2 separate regions of the Homo sapiens genome follow, and region 1 is linked to region 2. Evidence: read pairs that join two places in POLR2A ChIA-PET (ENCODE). Cell type or tissue: OCI-LY7. All regions are shown on one strand. Each heading gives the region's core, and the rest is flanking DNA. Links, peaks and the distances in the headings are about the cores only. Region 1 overlaps LOC105376265 (a long non-coding RNA gene). Region 2 overlaps STRBP (spermatid perinuclear RNA binding protein).

Evidence for each region. Peaks named below come from ENCODE experiments on the same cell type or tissue, not always from the same donor. Only the 100,000 strongest peaks of a DNase experiment are listed, where the experiment ranks them.
Region 1: POLR2A ChIA-PET joins it to region 2 with 5 read pairs; 6 of 35 experiments call an interaction of 5 or more read pairs at or near these places.

Annotation. Positions count from the first base shown.
Region 1 is chr9:123,300,708-123,309,949 of GRCh38, reverse strand. It overlaps LOC105376265 (a long non-coding RNA gene), which reads left to right. Exons shown (of 4, transcript XR_930331.3): 2 at 3,730-3,931; 3 at 4,639-4,736; 4 at 5,042-5,125. Among named protein-coding and RNA genes, the nearest start is that of STRBP, 37 kb to the right of the region's middle. RefSeq lists an enhancer at 4,945-4,994. In OCI-LY7, for the core only: no CTCF peak of the experiment used is centred there; a DNase peak (open chromatin) is centred at 4,719; H3K4me3 peaks cover 1,032 bases; H3K27ac peaks cover 1,171 bases.
Region 2 is chr9:123,248,088-123,257,329 of GRCh38, reverse strand. The region is part of intron 1 of STRBP (spermatid perinuclear RNA binding protein); the gene reads left to right. Among named protein-coding and RNA genes, the nearest start is that of STRBP, 16 kb to the left of the region's middle. In OCI-LY7, for the core only: no CTCF peak of the experiment used is centred there; no DNase peak of the experiment used is centred there.

The DNA.
Region 1 (9,242 bases), core at 1,963-6,962, 53 kb before region 2:
AAAAGACCATTATGTGTTAGTTTCCCAGGGCTGCCATAACAAAGTAGCACAAACTGGCTGGCTTAAGCAACAGAAATTTATTGTGTCACAGTCCTGGAGGCTGGAAGTCTAAGATCAAGGTATCCAGAGTTGCTTCCCCCTGAGGACTGTGAAGGAGACATGTTCTGTGACTCATGCCTAGTTTCTGGTGTTTGCTGGCAATCTTTGGTGTTCCTTGGTGTAGAGAAACATCACCTCAATCTCTGCTTTCATCTTCACGTGATGTTCTCCCTGTGTGTATCTTCATATCTAAATTTCCCCTTTTTATAAGGACACCAGACATACTGGATTAAGGCCCATTCTAATGACCCTTTCTTAAACTAATTGCATCTGCAATGACCCTGTTTTCAAATAAGGCCACATTCCGAGATACTGGTGTTAAGACTTCAATTTATGAATTTGGTAGGGGTGGGGGAGACACGATTCAACCCATAATACCACATGTTGTAAGATTCCATTTATGTAAAATGTCTAGAATAGGTAAATCCAGAGAGACAGAAAGAAGATTAGTGCTTGCCAGTGGCTGGGAAAAAAAGGAAATTGGGAATGACTGCTAATGGATACAGAGTTCATTTTTTAAAAATGTTCCGAAATTAGAACAACTATGTGAATACAGTCTGGCAAGTAAACAATACACTCATAAAATATGTTCAGGGAGGCTGGGCGTGGGGCTCACGTCTGTAATCTCAGCACTTTGGGAGGCTGAGGTGGGAGGATCACTTGAGCCCAGGAGTTTGAGACCAGCCTGGGCAACAAAGTGATACCCTGTCTCTATTTAAAGCATTTAAATATTAGCTGAGTGTGATGGTGCACGCCTGTAGTCCCAGCTACTCAGGAGGCTGAGGTAGGAGGAACACTTGACCCTGGGAGGTTGACGCTGCAGTAAGTCATGACTGCGCCACTGCACTCCAGCCTGGGTGAAAGAGGGAGATCCTGCCTCAAAAAAAAAAAAAAAAAAACCTCAGGGAGCAATAAGAGTGTAAGCAAACACAAAACAGGGCAAGTGGCTTTATTTTCTGTGGTTTCAGTTACCCATAGTCAACTGTGGCCCAAAAATATTAAATAGAAAATTCCAGGCCAGGCGTGGTGGCTCACACCTGTAATCCCAGCACTTTGGGAGGCTGAGGTGGGCAGATCACCTGAGGTGAGGAGTTCGAGACCAGCCTGGCCAACATGGTGAAAGCCCATCTCTACTAATAATACAAAAATTAGCCAGGCATGGTGGCGGGCGCCTGTAGTCCCAGCTATTCGGGAGACTGAGGCAGGAGAATCCCTTGAACCCAGGAGGTGGAGGTTGCAGTGAGCCAAGATCGCGCCACTGCCCTCCAGCCTGGGTGACAGAGAGAGACTCCATCTGAAAAAAAAAAAAGTTCCAGAAAGAAACAATTCATAAGTTTTACATTGTATTCCGTTCTGAGTGGTGTGATGAAATCCTGTGTCGTCTCGGCCCATCCCACTTGGCATGCAAATCATTCCTTTGTCCAGCATCTCCATGCTGTATGAACACCCACCTGTAAGTCACTTAATAGCCGCCTTGGTTATCAGTGCCAGTATTGATACTGTAGTGCTTGTGTTTAAGTAACCCCTTATTTTACTTAATAATGCCCGCAGAATGCAAGAGTAGTGATGCTGGCTTATTGTTAAAATTGTTCTATTTTATTATTAGTTACTGTTGTTAACCTCTTGCCATTCCTCATTTATAAATTAAACTTTTTCTAGGTATGTACAAAGAGGAAAAAACAGAACAAGCAAGTCTACTGGTATCTATAGTTTCAGTCATCCACTGAGGGTCTTGGAACATATTCTCTACAGATAAGGGGGACTACGATACTAAAATTCAATGAATTACACCCTGTTTTTGTTTTTGTTTCTGTTTTGAGATAGAGTCTTGCTCTGTTGCCCAAACTAGTGTGCAGTGGCCCAATCTCGACTCACTGCAATTTCCGCCTCTTGGACTCAAGCCATTCTCCTGCCTCAGCCTCCAGAGTAGCTGGGATTACAGGCACCCACTGCCACGCCCGACTAATTTTTGTATTTTTAGTAGAGACGGGGTTTCACCATGTTGGCCAGGCTGGTCTCAAACTCCTAACCTCAAGTGATCCTCCTGCCTTGGCCTCCCAAAGTACTGGGATTACAGGTGGGAGCCACTGCGCCCGGCAAATTACACACTTTAAATGGTTGAACTGTATGGTCTGTGAATTACATCTCATTGAAGCTGCTTTTTTTTTTTAAGGGTGCAATGTTTACTATTCTTTTGCCATAATAAGGTCATGCAGATCACATGATACCAGGGAAATGAATGTGTTTGGACAACTCTGCAAAGACAAAAACAATTGTAGCTTTTGGTTTTTAATTTTTCAATACTTTTGGTATTTCCTATGTGCCTTCCACCCTAACTGCATGGAGGATTCTCTATTCATTCCAAATCTTCCTAATGTAATAAGCAAAATTCCACCTCTCCTTAAAAGCTAACTTCAACAGTCCCTGCAAGCTTAGTCTCATATTACTTACAAAAACATCTTTCCTAAACCTGCCCTGTGATTCTTGCAAAATTTTTATCCGTTCTGAACGGATGTCTCTTTTACCATTGAATTATCTCACTGCAATCTTCAGAAAGCACCTTCAAGCTTTTGCATTTTAAGAGACAAGCTTTTTCCCCCCCGGCATCTGTGCTTTTGCCCTTGTTGGATCACAGCTAGTTTTTCCCCAGAGGCCAAATCAAATTTCATAAAACAGTCGGGATCTAGATAGAGGCTAACAAAATCCTTGCTCACCCTCTGAGGCACTGCCGTGCACCTCTGTCCATCCCTGGGCCTCAGAGGAAGCAGACAGAGGACCCCTAGCTCCTGAGGTGTAACCCTTAGTGACCACTGTGTTTGTGGCTAGTCCACTCAGTTGCCTGTGGCCACAGAAGAAATGAGTACCCGCCTCTTACTTGTGACCTTGGCTGGGTGTCTCATGCCTGCTCTTGGGTGAACTGTGAGTTGCAGGTCTCTCAGGGAGTCTGTCTCCTGTTCTGCAGGGTGAGGGATCTCTAGGTATAAACTCCATCAAGGTGAGTAGATTGTAGGTAAACTGTGCAGTTGCCAAACCCAGCTGGAAAAATCCTAATTTATGAATCCTTCCAATGCCCTCTTCTCCCATCTGCCTGTTAGACCCTATGCTCTGGGGCCTGTTCAAACTGGGTCCCCATCCTAGCCCTCTAATCGCTTGCTGTGTCTTTGGCTGAGTTGCTGAACCTCTCTGGGCCTCAGGTTCTCCAACTGTGAAAAGGAGATAATGATCCTTTTCTCATAAGGTGTGATAAGGATGGAATTAATTTTTTTTTTTTTTGAGACAGAGTCTCACTCACTCTGTTGCCCAGGCTGGAGTGCAGTGGCATCATCTTAGCTCACTGCAACCTCCACCTCCCAGGTTCAAGAGATTCTCCTGCCTCAGCCACCCAAGTAGCTGGGATTGCAGGCGTGCACCACCATGCCCAGCTAGTTTTTGTATTTGTAGTAGAGACAGGGTTTCACTATTTTGGCCAGATTGGTCTTCAACTCCTGGCCTCTAGTGATCCACCCACGTTGGCCTCCCAAAGTGCTGGGATTAGGTGTGAGCCACCGCTCCTGGCAAGGATGGAATGAAATTTGTCTGGTATGCACTAATGTTGGCTCTCTCTCCCCATGATCCCAAATGTCCCTCCAGGAAAGCAAGATCTGACCCACAAGGTCCATCCTGGCTGGACTGAGAGCTACGAGGCAGTGGAAAGAATACTGCACTTGGGGTCAGACCAAGTGACCTAATTTGAAGTCCCAGCTCTGGCTCGTGATCTTGTGCAGACTCATCTAACCCACACCTTCCCATGCCACCCAGGCTGGGGTGAAGTGAGGAGCACATGGGATTATGGGTAAGAAACTGCTTAGAAATCTGGAAGGCAGCCAGGTGCAGTGGCTCACGCCTGTAATCCCAACATTTTGGGAGGCCGAGGCAGGTGGATCACCTGAGGTCAGGAGTTCAAGACCAGCCTGGCCAATGTGGTGAAACCCTGTCTCTACTAAAAATACAAAAATTAGCCAGGCATGGTGATGGGTGCCTGTAATCCCAGCTACTCAGGAGGCTGAGTCAGGAGCATCATTTGAACCTGGGAGGCAGAGTTTATTACAACAACAGAGTGAGTGAGACTCTGCCTCAAAAAAAAAAAATTCATTCTATCCTTATCACACCTTATAAGAAAAGGATAGTTATCTCCTTTTCTCGGTTGCAGTGAGCCGAGATCACACCATTGCACTCCAGCCTGGGCGACAGAGTGGAACTCCGTCTCAAAAAAGAAAGGAAAGGAAAAGAAGGGAAGGGGAAGGGGAAAGGGAAAGGAAAAGGAAGGAAAGGAAAGGAAGAAAGAAATCTGGAAGGGGCTGTGTGGCTGGGAGTGTCTACTGTCACGCCTGCCCTCCCAGTGACTGTGTGGCCCAACAACCCTCATCCAGCACTTCACCCCCGGCTGCTCCTACAGCACCCCCCACCCAGCTCCTCAAACTCACTGCTCACAGGTGGGCAGGCTCCAGGACCCTCCCTCTCTGCTGCCCCATTTATCTTCCTTTCTCTACATCCTCCCAGCAGACTCAGCAGATCCTTTCCTAGCCCAAAGCAGCTTTGAAGAGCCATCGTGAGCCAATGGGCGGAGCTAATAGTCTCCTATCCTCGACTTGCAGGGGGTGAGTACAGCTCTCCCAAGGGACTGGGAGGGGCCTCTCCATCATTCCTCACTCAGCTTCTTGTTTTTTTGGTGGGGCGGGGGCCCTGGGGCAAGTTCCTTTTGCCCTCTGTGCTTCTGCTGCCTCATCTGTAGGTCAACAGTGACAGTAGCACCTACCTTGTAAGTGTCTGGGTAGATTAAACAAGCGTCACGTGTAAGGAAGTTAGCTCAGAGTCGGGCACATAGTTAGTTATTATTGTTGCTTATTCATTCAGCTGTTCTCATGCAGTCACTCACAGGACACCTTCTCTCTGCTGCTGCTAGGGGCACAATGAATCAGACAGAGACCTCACCCTTGCAGAGTTCGCAGTCCGGGAGGCAGGCAGACAAGACCACAGTTGCAAGGTGATAACAGCGGGTGGCTGTTGTGGGAGCCACTGCACAAAGTGATAAGAGAAGAAGGGTGAAGTGGGAGGATCGCTTGAGCCCAGGAAGTCAAGGCTGCAGTGAGCCAAGATCGTGCCACTGCACTCCAGCCTGACAACAGAATGAGACCCCGTCTCAAAAAAAATAATAATGATGATAAAATAAAATTTAAAAAGAGAGAGGAAGGGTGCTGGTGGGAGTCCATGGGAGAGAGGCCCTAACTCTTCTGGGGTGGTCAGGCGAAGCCTCCCAGAGGGAGAACGTTTAGCTGGGCCTCGAAGGAGGTGTAGGAGCTCACTGCTAGTGGAGAAGAGACCTGGAAGAGGGCAGTTCAGGGATGGAATAGCACAGCAAAGGCACAGAGGCTGGGAGAGTGGGGGCCTGTCTGATCCCCTCCCACTCATCTGGAGCCTGCCTATGGGGTCCTGCTGCAAGCATCTGTGACTCTCACACCACAGGTGTCCTTCAGCCTGAGCCAGGAGCAGGCCACAGGTGTAAACACCCCAGGAACTGCCCTGAGCCAGGTGAGTGGGAGACGGGAGGTAAATACTTCAGCATCCTTTACTTTCCAGGTGGGACAACTAGAAGTTGTGCTTTCTCCCATTTCCTAGAGGACCTCAGCAGGATGGAGCCGGAGGTGCTCAGAAAGGTGGCTACCCTCAAACGTACTCTGTGTTAGCGTCCACCTCCCAGATATGCCGTTTAGACCCCACCCTTTCCCCAGGGTCTGTTTCCTGGCAAACCTGTGAACCCGGCCTAACACGTCAAGCTCTATAAGCGTGAACTAGGCAGGTCAGTTGCCCAGAATCCTTCTGTGTTCCATCCTTCTGGCTACTGGATTCGTTTTTCTGGTAGTTACTGAGCATGCGTCCATGGCCAGCCCCAGATTAGACATTGAGGGAGATTCAAAGAAGTGGAGAAAATAGTCCCACAAGGGGCTATTGGAGGAGATGAGACATATCTGGGAAAAAGAGAAAATACGGAAAAAGCAAGAAAGGCGGAGTTCACTTGGGGAAGAATAAGAAGGTTGGTGCATGAGATCCTAGGGGATTGCCACAGAGAGAAGTGGGGAAGGGAAGCTGAAAGGACAAAGGGAGGGTCTCGCTCTGTCACCCTGGCTGGAGTGCAATGGCATGATCTCGGCCCACTGCAACCTCTGCCTCCCGGGTTCAAGTGATTCTCGTGCCTCAGCCTCCTGAGTAGCTGGGATTATAGGTGTGCGCCACCACGCCAGGCTAATTTTTGTATTTTTAGTAGAGATGGGGTTTCACCATATTGGCCAGGCTGGTCTCAAACTCCTGGACTCAAGTAATTCTCCTGCCTTGGCCTCCCAAAGTGCTGGGATTACAGGCATGAGCCACCGCACCTGGCCTGCGACTTCATTTGGACCCTGAGGCCTGGAGTGCCTCGTCTGAATGCTTCTCAGTGGGGAGCCGTGGAAGGGTTTTGGGACAGGAACAATCTGTGTGTTGAAAGGACACTTTGGGTTCAAATGGAGGATGACAGGACAGGGAGAGGCCCAAGTCAGGGAGGCCCAGGAGCAGACTGTTGGAGGAGTCTTGGCCAGGCCAGCTGTGACTCCAGCTCAGCCAGCCCAGGTTCCTCCAAGACCTCCCCCTCAGACTCTGGAGGGCCATCTTCTCATAAGTGCTCGGGACGCTTCCTGCCTTCCCACCCTTCCTTTCAGACCTGCTTCCTGCTTGGCCTCCAAGCCTATTCTTCCTCTTACCTTCTCCCATTATCTCTGACTTCAGAATGTTTGCTTTGGCTCCCACTGTCTCCCCTCTGCTCTCTCCTGCGGTTAGTGTTGGATACTCAGCAAAATCTCTCCTTCCTACAAGCCAGCGCAGACCCATCGGGGCAGGGATTGTCTTCTTTCTACTTTAAGTAAACGGAATTGGAGCAACCTTGGCCTTGGAAGACAGACTTTGTCTTCTAACGACTTTCCTTCAAAACCACAAATGCATTTTGTCTCGACTTGAGGTGGTTCTTGCCTCTCATCTCAGCAACCTCAGGGTGAGCGTGAAGCAGCCTCTGGCAGCCTGAAGATTTCACAGCGGATGCTGTGCTTTTGTGAAAAGTCGATTTCTCTGCAAACCAGCCGAGAGGGCAAAGATAGTGCAGTGCTCCTTCCATTCAACAGACGTCTATGAGCCAGGCCTTGAGCTGTGTTGTGGGGAGTCGCTGAATAAGGTGTCTGCTCTCCAGGCCCGCATGGGCTGATAGGGAAGATGAACAAGGAGACTGTCCACAGGAAAAGCTTGTACAAAGTACCCTGTGGTCTCAGTGGAGGTGCAATGCCGTCCACACTGACCTTGCATTTGCATGTGGCACCAGAGCTGTGCCACCTTGGGGAAGCTATTGAACCGCTCCCTGCCTCAGTTTCCTCACCTATGAAATAAGCATAATGAGGGTTCTTCTCTTCTAGGTTTGATGTGGGGATTACACAAGGCACATGGGAAGTGCTTAGCATGGAATCTGGAGAAGGAAATGCTCGCTATTCTCTCTTTTAAAAACATTCTCCCAGCACTTTGGAGGCGGAGGCGGGCAGATCGCTTGAGGTCAGGAGTTCAAGATCAGCCTGGCCAACATGGTGAAACCCTGTCTCTACTAAAATACAAAAATTAGCCGGGCGTGTTGGTGGGTGCCTGTAGTCCCAGCTACGCAGGAAACTAAGGCAGGAGAATCGCTTGAACCCGGGAGGCGGAAGTTGCAGTGAGCTGAGATCGCACCACTGCACGACAGCCCGGGTGACAGAGCAAGACTTTGTCTCAAAAACAAAAACAAACCATTCTCCTATCATTTAAATTCTTCCTTAAAGTGTACAATTCAGTGGTTTTTATTCTATTCATAAGGTTGTGCACCCATCATCACTATTTCCAGATCATTTTCAATACCCCAAAAGAAACCTTGTACCCATTAGCTGTCCCTTCCCCCAATTTCCCCTGCTCCTACTTTCTGTCTCTGTGGATTGGCCTATTCTGGCCAATCATAAAAATGGAATCATACAGTATGTGACCTTTCGTGCCTAGCTTCTGTTTTCAAGATTCTTCCATGTCATAACACTCATCAGTACTTCATTCTTTTTTATGGCTGAATAATATTCTATTATGTGGAAATACTGCATTTTGGTATCCGTTCATTGGTTGGTGGCTTTGGGTTATTTCCACTTTTTGACTACTGTGGATAACGCTGCTATGAACAGTCGTGTAAAAGTTTTTGTGTGAACATGTGTTTTCATTTCTGTTGGGTGTATACCTAGGAGTGCATCCGCTGGGCCATACAGGGATGCTATGTTTAACTTTTAGATGAACTGCCAGACTGTTTTCCAAAGTCACATACCTGCTTTTTTTTTTTTTTTTTTTTTTTTTTTTTTTTTTTTTTTTTGACAGGGTCTCACTCTGTTACCCAGGCTGGAGTGTGCAGTGGCACAATCACAGCTTACTGCAGCCTCAACTTCTTGGGTTCAAGCAATCCTCCAGCCTCAGTCTCCAGAGTGGCTGGGACTATAGGCGCACACCAACATGCCTGGCTAATTTTTGGTATTTTCTGTAGAGACAGGGTTTTGCCATGTTGTTCCAGCTGGTCTTGAACTTCTGAGTTCAAGAGATTCACCTGCCTTGGCCTCCCAAAGTGCTAGGATCGCAGCTACCGTGGCAGCTGACACCAGCTACTCTTGACTCTACTTCTCACAACACTTACCCACACACCAGTGCTCCACAGCCCCAACAGGAGCTGTTACAATGCCAAGACAGAAAGTGATGTACCTGAAGTCCCAGGCAAGTCAGTGGTAGACCAGGACTTGAGCCGAGAACTTTGGGGCCCAGATTCACCTTGCTGCCTTAGGCACCTGGATCTTTTTATTACACTCCAGATAGAGGAGATGTGGTATGAGCCATTGCCCCTGAGCATAGCAGCCCAGTGTCCAGCAGGTGAACAGAGAACACCCTGGCCTATCTGAGCCTCCCAGACACCAGAGGCCCTGAGTCCCCCTCCTCCACCTCTGTCAGCACACACAACCCCACATGGTCCCTGAGCCCCGGGACAAAGGACAATGGCAGATATGATCGAGAAATGGCTATGCTGTCCCAGATGGGTG
Region 2 (9,242 bases), core at 2,188-7,187:
GAGCGATTTCAGCGAGGGTGTGTGTAGTGTGTAGTATCAGCCATGGAAAACAAATAGAACTGGATTATGAGAAAAATGGAAAAGAGAATTCCATATGGAGGGAATAGCATTAGCAAAATAAGAATGCTCAAGATTTGTATGGAAAATAAGTGGTTCATTTTGTTGACGATACGATATATGAAAGGAATTAGCAGAGCGTAAGTTTGGAGAGGAATGTTGGAGCTACTGATAGAAGGATTTGAATGCAGGAATAAGGAATTCAAGCCTTACTCTGTTTGAAAGCCCCAGTGATAAAGGACATTATCAGGACTATCTTTATGAGTTTGACAATGTTACGTGGAAAGACAGACTGAAATAAATACGACTGGTTCTCGAATAATGTTTCATTCGATGTTGTTTCATTATAATGTTGACCAAAAAAAAAAAAAAAAGATTCCTGGCTGGAGCCACTGTCTACATGGAGTTTTCACGTTCTCCCCATGTCTGTGTGGGTTTTCTCTGGGTGCTCTGGTTTCCTCCATATCTGAAGGATGCGCAGTTTAGGTTAATTGGTCTGTCTAAATGGTCCCAGGATGAGTGAGTGAGGGTGTGTGTGTGAGTGTGCGCTGTGACGGAATGGTGTTCTGTCTAGGATTGGTGCCCACCTTGTGCCCTGAGTTGTTGGGATAGGCTCTGGCCATCTGCATTCTTGAACTGGAATAATTAAGTAGTCATCTTGTTTTTTGTTAACTTTTCTTACATATATATATAGCTCACATTTATTTCAGTGTTTAATATTACAAGCGTTTTGGTTTTTATTTAGAAGTTTGGTGATGTTTTTGTGACAAGAAGAACTTAACCGTTGTATATATCAATTAGCCTCTGATAAATTGGTTTTATTATATGTTATTTCCTCTAACGTCGCAGTTTCCAAGAACCTATCAAGTACATTAAATGACAACTTACTGTACACTGATTAAAATGCTATTGTAATAATTTGGGGGGAAAGCAATAAAGGTAGTGGAAATAGGTATAGGTAGTGGAAGTAGGTATATATATAATCTCAGCATTTTGGGACACCAAGGCGGAGGATCAGTTGAGCTCAGGAGTTCGAGACCAACCTGGACAACATAATGAGACCACATCTTTATAGAAACAAAGTAGCTGGGTGTGGTGGTGCTTGCCTGTAGTCTCAGTTACTTGGGAGCCTGAGGTTGGAGGATTGCTTGAACCCAAGAGGTTAAAGCCGTAGTGAGCTATGATCATGCCACTGCACTCCACTCTAGGCAACAGAGCAAGACTAGCAAAAAAAAAAAAAAAAAAAAAAAAAAAGAAAGAAAGGATGTCTTGGAACTGTTGCAACTTGGTAACTACTGAATGTGAGGGCTGAGCAACAAGCCTGACAACTACAGGGTTTCAAGCCTACTTGATTGGCAGCCTGGGGTTCCCTCAGTATAAGCAGGGAGCCCAAGAGAAGTGAGATCAGGAGGAAAATTTGTTTGGTTTTGGTATAACGTTTGCAGGTGTGATGGTTATATACAGGTGATGATGATTCTGATAAAAAGAAAATTAGTATTCTCTTTAGAAAGGATGTGCATCTGTTGCTTTCGTGCCTTCATTTTGATATAGCTAACTCCCAGAAAGAGAAGTAAGACTCAGTTGCTGGATCTATTGCTGGCATCAGAATCTAGATAATTGATTTGGAAAACTTTGACACAGTACCTGAATTTTTCTTTTCATCTGTAAGTAGCTCAACCCTTTTCACTAAGTTTGTTAGATAAGTTGCTCTGGTTGTAAAAACACTATGTATTCTCAGTAGCTTGATACAACTTACAGGTTATCCTTTGAAATCTCCTTTACTGCTGCTTCATTGGTTATGGATATCTAAGTAGTGCCTTTCTTACGTCTTTGAAGAAAACAGATGAGCAGTTGAGTGTTCCCAACTAGTAACCTTGATCACCTTGAGATGAAGGCAGTGTTTATTTGAATTAAAAGGTTTGCATGCTTTTGCCATACCATACTCCTGTTTTTCCCCTTAGGACATAGAGCCACATTGGAAGAGGACAAGCCTTTTAACCTAATTAGTGGTAGTTAAGATGTTAGTTGCCAAAACATTTCTTTAACAGCCTACATTTAACAAAATACCAGAAGATATCAGAGGATGTAGCTTTCTATGCCAGGCAGATTCAAGAACAACAGTGTAAGGTTCTTTTAGATTTATAGCATTTTCAGAGCCCTGTAGCAGGAGGTGTTTTTAACCCAAAGATGATAGACAAAAAAATTATTTGCAAAATGATATTGATAATTGTGTACACTTTTTATTTATAGGCTAATGATGTATGATATTTATATATTTAATGCATTTTTTAATAGTTGAAAAAAGACATGATGAGTTTGTTGAAAACTTGCAATTCACCGGCTACGTTTAGAAGGGTGACCTTGAGCTTATCACATTAGTCGTCTCTTTATTAAGTCTTTTTTCTTTGCCCTTAGATAATATTGTCAGTGAACATTATTTTGGCACTGTCATTATAGAGCCTTTTGTTTTCCATTAAATAGGAGTCAGTAGGACCCAACTGTCCTGAAATGAGAAAATTTTCCTATTTAGGATAATTTATATTTTTCACCTCACCGGAGGTGTGATGGCTTTTAGTTTTTCAGATTTGGAGTATATTGTAAATTTTTTTAAATCTTGGCAATTTTATTTCACATGATTGGTTTGCTAAGAATATAAAGTTTTACCCTTGTGAGAAACCTGCGAGATCCTTTTAGTCCTGCTTTGTTCCAGAGAGGTTAAGGCACTAGTTGAAAATCACACACCCAACTAGTGGCAGAGTTGGGGCAAGAGGTAGATTTCTTTTTTGTTCTTTCTTTTTTTTTTTTTTTTTTTTTTTGAGACGGAGTCTCACGTGATCAGGCTGGAGTGCAGTGGCGCGATCTGGGTTCACTGCAGGCTCCGCCTCCCGGGTTCATGCCATTCTTCTGCCTCAGCCTCCCGAGGAGCTGGGACTACAGGTGCCCGCCACCACGCCCGGCTAAGTTTTTGTGTTTTTAGTAGAGATGGGGTTTTACTGTGTTAGCCAGACTGGTCTCGATCTCCTGACTGGCAAGAGGTAGATTTCTTGCCCTTCAGTCTTGGGCTGCTTTCACCATGTCAGGCTGCTGTTTAGAAATGTGTACCAGGAAATCTTAAATGAACGTAGCTGAGTTGGTCACTAACCAGCTTAGTTGGTTGGTCATTATTGGGTGTTATTACACCTAATAATGTTCAATTGGAATAATTAAGATTTTTTCCCCCTCGTTCCTTCTGAAAACGTTTTTTTAAAAGGCTAACCATTTTAAACTGAACGATTCAGTTTAAATGAAACATTCACAATGTTGAGCAACCACCACTTTATGTAGTTCCAAAACATTTTCATCACTTCAAAATAAAACCCCTTACCCATTATGCAGTTTGAAAAGTTTTTAAGCAATTAGAATAAAAATCTTTGCTGTGACAAGTAAGGTCGACTAGGGCAAGTTTGTATTACAGGTCACTCCTAGTGCTTTGTTGCCTGCTTCCGATTTGCCAGTGAGAAACAGAGTATCCTTCTTATGCTATTTAATAGTGATATTACAAACAGCAGCAACATCAAAAAAGAATGTGTCAGGCACATAATGAATAATAATGCTGATAGCAGGCATGCGTTGTGCATATTATTGTTAATCTTCACACTAGCCTTTCAAAGTGGTTACTGTATTTCTGATGAGAAAATGAAGCCTTGTTCAGTAACTCTAGAATCACTTAGCTGATAAGTGGTCAATCTGGGATTCAAATCCATATCTATTTGGCTTGAAAAGTTGGGTGTTCTTGTCACTAAATTTGGGAATGAGCAGGCAAAAAGAAACACATGGAAGGAATCATCTCGTTTGAGGGATTCAGTACTCTCTTAGCAGTACAGTGTGTAAGGGAAGGGGATTTGAGTTTGTTAGTCCTGTTGGTGTTTGTTAGTTGCCACTTTATCCTGTCCCACTATGATTTGTATGCACAGGAGGAAAAACAAAATAGGAAATAATCTTTGGAACTCTTTATGGACATTATCATGAACAATTAGAAGAAATGGCAATGTAGCTTCTGACATTTGTTCTTAGAAATTATCTGTTTCTTTTTTTCTTCTCTTTTAATGAGTCTTTATATGATTTTATTTTAAATTCATAAATTGATTTGCTTGAGTGGTTTAGTCTGAGCAGTATTGGAACTTGATTGATTTCCCATTTTAAGATCCTTTTAAAAAGTGGTGATTCAATTCCAGTGAAGCATAACTCAAATTGTGTGTATTGAAGACTTTTGTAATTACATTTTTGCCCCTATTAAAAAACTTTATTTTAGCTTTTTTAAAGTTTGAAAGAACTTTTGGTAGGCCAGTTGTCAGTCATTCCTTTGAAAGCCCCTAGTAAGTCACCTCATAAACCTTGTCACTTTTCTACTGTGTTTTGGCCCGAATCATGTTACTTCCCTTCAGTAATAGGCCCTGGGGTAATATGTTAAAATATGCTGGCTTTGGGTAAAAAGGATGGTATCATGTAAAATACAGCTCTCTGGCTACTTTGGACAAAGAGATTTTTTTAAGGTTATGTGAGCATAACAAGAATATAAGGTATAGCAATAGCAGCCATCTACAAATGTCTTGAGTGTGTGTATTGATAGTTATCCAAAGAAGTATAGATTTTTGACAGTGACCTTGTGACTTTCGCTAATATCTAAATACTAGGTACTTCCATAAATGGATTTTAAGCTTTTAAAAACTTTTATTTAAAAGTTTTAAAATGCCCTTGTAGCTTGGCTCAAATATTACACATTGCTTTTCTGTTTTGACCTAGTGGTGACATTTCATTCTCTCTGAAACCAGCAGAAATGTACTGTGAAGAGTACAGGCTCTGGAGTTGGTCAGATTTGTTTTCAAGTCTTTGTCACTTACTAGCTGTAAGACCTTTCCTCTTTTAAAATGAATATCTTATGTTACAGCTCTGTAGCGTTAGAGGTGATGTCTCTAAAGGGCTCAGCACAGTATCTGGCACATAGTGAATTGTGTTCAAATGGTCCGTGTTATAGGAAGAAGTCTAAATTTTGATAGCCTAGCCAACATCACGGTGCAAATACAGGAAAACCTCATCTGTATACTGTCCTGCAATCAGCACGTTTCTTCTTGGATTTGTGTTTTGTTTGTGTGTTGAAGTGCCATGTGTCAGTTTTCACCATTTCCTGCAACTTTTCCTTTTTCTCAGAAATGCCTGGCAAATACCTTCATTGGGTATTGTATAATTGAGCTAAAAAAAAAAAAATAGATGGTGCTATGCAAGCTAATGATGAGGGATTTGCTCCCTTATAGCAATCCCTTTCAGTTAGGTATTCCTGTGTAGCATGTTAACAGGTGCTTACCACCCTTAGAGATGTCAGCTGGCCGAATGCCCAAGCTTATGCCAAAGAAGGGAGGGAGCTTTTGTTGTCTGGAATGAAAAGTATACAATGCCTACTAAATGCTTATAGTGTATTTCATGATGATTGTTAATGTTAAAGCATGAAAAGCTATATCTTAGCCTAATAATTTTACTCATTACTTCCCCATTATTTGCATTGTTTCTCTTGTTCTGTTTAGAAAGACATACAAAGGACTTTTACACTGTAACTGTAAGGTTGAGGTTGTGATGAATTGCAATCTAAGAATATTAGCTATGGAGGGGACTTTGGAGATCAGCTATACTAACCCTCTTATCTTGTACATGAAAAAGCTGGCTGAGAGAAGTTGTGACTCACTCAGGGACATAGAAAGTAAGTGACAGGTTTGATTTCCAATCCGGTATTATGAAGGTTACCTGGTAAAGTGGAGAGAGCACTGGACTTTGGAGTCACACAGGCCTGATTTTGAGTCCTGATTCCACCATGTATTAACTGTGTGACCTTTGGCAAGTAAATCTGAGTTAGTTTCCTGCTTTGTGTTACTTTGTGGGGTCTTGAGGGGTCTTGAAGATTATGGGATAATGTAAGTATAGCACAGAGCCTGACATTTGCGATGGGCTCAGTAAGTGCCGTCCGTTCTCTTGTACTATTTTTCTTCTCCTTCTCCTTCTTCTTCTTCTTTGAGAGAGGGAGAGAGAAAAGAAAGAAAGAAAAGAAAAGAAAAGAAGGAAAGAAAGAAAAAAGAAAAGAAAGAAACAGAGACAGAGAAAGAAACAGAGACAGACAGAGAGGTTCTCTCTCTCCACTGCCCAGGCTGGAGTGCAGTGGTACGATCATGGCTCACTGCAGCCTCGAACTCCTAGAGTTCAAGTGGTCTGCCTGCCTCAGCCTCACAAGTAGTTAGGATTACAGGATTACCAGACCTGGCTAATTAAAAAAAAATTTTTTGTTTTTTGTTTTTTTGTAGAAATGGGGTCTCGTTTTGTCACCCTGGTCTTGAACTCTTGGCTACAAGCCATCCTCCTGCTTCAGCCTCCCTAAGTGTTGGGATTATAGGTGTGAGCCACTGTAGCCAGCCCTGCTTTCCTTTAAAACAGATCATATAGCTAAGTGATTACTCGTTATGAAATGGGAATCAAAGAATGGTTGATGTTTTTGCCAAAGCCTTTTGCTGAAAATCTGTTGTTCATTGGAGGAGGATTGCTGATTGCAAAATGAGTGCAAAACATTTGTCAAGAGCTTAAGTGACCACTGCTCCAAGTTGTACAGTGTTGACATGGTTCATTCCTGAGAAATGGCTGCATTTCCCTAGTGAAATGGATAGAAAACCTAGCATTGGGAACACCAAATCAACCTACATATAGTTAGGCCAGCAGTTCTCAAAAAAAACTTTTTTTTTTAACTATAGACCCTTTTACAATCTTAAACATTATCGAGGACCCCAACGATCTCTTGTTTATGTGAGTTGTATCTGTTGATATTTATCGGAAATTATATCTGATAAAAATTTAAATATTTATTTAAAAATGCTAATAAACTATTATATGTTAACACAAGACAAAAGAAAATTAGTGAGAAGACTAGCATTGTTTTACATTTTTGTAATTCTCACTAATGCCTAACTTACTAGAAGACAGCTGGGTTCAGATAGCTGCTTCTGCATTGTCTGTTTTAATATTCTTGATGAAGTATATGAAGAAGAAAATCTGCCTTCACACAGATATGTAGCTGGAAAAGGGAGAAATATTTTAATAGCTTTTTCAGATAATTTTGGATATTCTTCTTTGATACTACACCAAAACTTGACAAATGGTAGTATCCTGATAGAATCTGAAACCAGATCAGTGAACATTTTGTGTCCTGTTACATTAAAATCCATTGGTCTTTGCATTTTGATTGGATCTTTTATCTATACATGGTTTTATAACATTATGCATTGGCCATTGGAAAATATTGATTCATTGAATTATCTTGATCTTCCAAATGTGACCTATTTCATGTTCCGTCTTCAACGTTATATAGCCTCTGGGAAACTCTGTACTCTGGAAAGAATGAGAGTGGAAAAGAAACATAGTGCCTTCATACTACTTGGAAAATAGTTTTGGCCATGCAGACCCCTGAAAAGGTCTTGAGGACCTCCAGGGGTTCCTAAACCACACTTGCAGAACTGCAAAGTTAGAAAAATTGGTAAGCTAAAAGGAGTGACTCGGTTGCTTTATATTTTTTTAATTAAAAATAATTTAAAAACAGATTTAAAAAATAATTTTTATTTTGAGACAGGGTCTTACTGTGCCACCCAGGCTGAAGTGCAGTGGTGCAATCATACCTCACTATAACCTTGAACTCCTGGGCTCAAGTGATCCTCCCACTCCAGCCTCCTTGGTGTCTGGGACTGCAGGCATGCACCATCATGCCCAGCTAGTTTTTTAATTTTTTTGTACAGATGGAGTCTTGCTATGTTGCCCTGGCTGGTCTCAAGCTCGGCTTCAAGTGATCCTCTTGCCTCAGCCTTCCAAAGCGTATTTTTATTTTTTTGAGACAGGGTCTCACTCTGTTGCCCAGGCTGGAGTGCAGTGGCATGATCACAGCTCACTGCAGCCTTGACCTCCTGGGCTCAAGTGATCCTCCCACCTCAGCCTCCCGAGTAGCTGGGACTACAGATGCACACCACCATGCCTGGCTAATTAAAAAAATTTGTGTGTGTGTGGAGATGGGGTCTCATTGTGACCTGCGGTTTCCAACTCCTGAGCTTAAGTGATCCTCCTGTCTCAGCCTCCCAAGGTGTTGGGATTACAGGTGAGAGCCATGTGGCTTGGCCTACAGCCTTAATAAGAGATAATCTGGAAATTACTATGAAATGGATTGCTACTTAAGCCTTAGTCTTAGAAACCATCTTATTCCTTGAAGTAAAGAGCTGCCAAATTTTGAAATGCAGCGAATAGGTCATTAAATATTTGAGTGCTTTTTATAGACAGAGCAGTGTATTAGGTACTGCTAAAGATATGAATTATGAAAAACGGTTCCTTCTCTTTAGTAGTTTATAGTCTAGCTGAAGGGGTAAGACATATAACCTTGTAAAAAGATGACTAATGCAAGTTCTCTATAACAAGGTGACATACAAGGAGAGAGGAAGCCATTCTTTATTATGGGAAAGTACAGACAGTGCTCATTCAGGTAATCATTACATCAGGTTATACTGGAGAATTAACACTGAATAATTATGTTAGGCTTACAAAATTATGTTGCAATTTATATTTTTATTCTCACATTGTTACCCTATTTTTATAGGTTTGTATAGTTTCCAGTATTTTTACAGGTTTTTATTTGCCTTAAAAAAATAATTCGGCTGGGCGCGGTGGCTCATGCCTGTAATCCCAGCACTTTGGGAGGCTGAGGCAGGCGGAACACGAGGTCAGGAGTTCGAGACCAGCCTGGCCAACATGGTAAAACACCGTCTCTACTAAAAATAATAATAAAAAAAATCTGGGCATGGTGGCATGTGCCTGTAATCCCAGCTACTCAGGAGCCTGAGGCAGGAGAATTGTTTGAACCCAGGAGGCAGAGGTTGCAGTGAGCCGAGATCGTGCCATTGCGCTCTAGCCTGGGCAATAGGGTGAGACTCCATCTCAAAAAAAAAAAAAAAAAAAAAAAACACGATAGGGGTGGGAGAAGTCTGTTATTGCTATTTGATAGATGAGAAAAGACTAAGTTAAATATGCCAAGATCACATAGATTTGAGTATTATGTTATTTGCATTTATGTTTCTCATTAGAATAGAATAGAAATACTCAGATACCTTGCTTTGGAGGAAAAATATATACATACA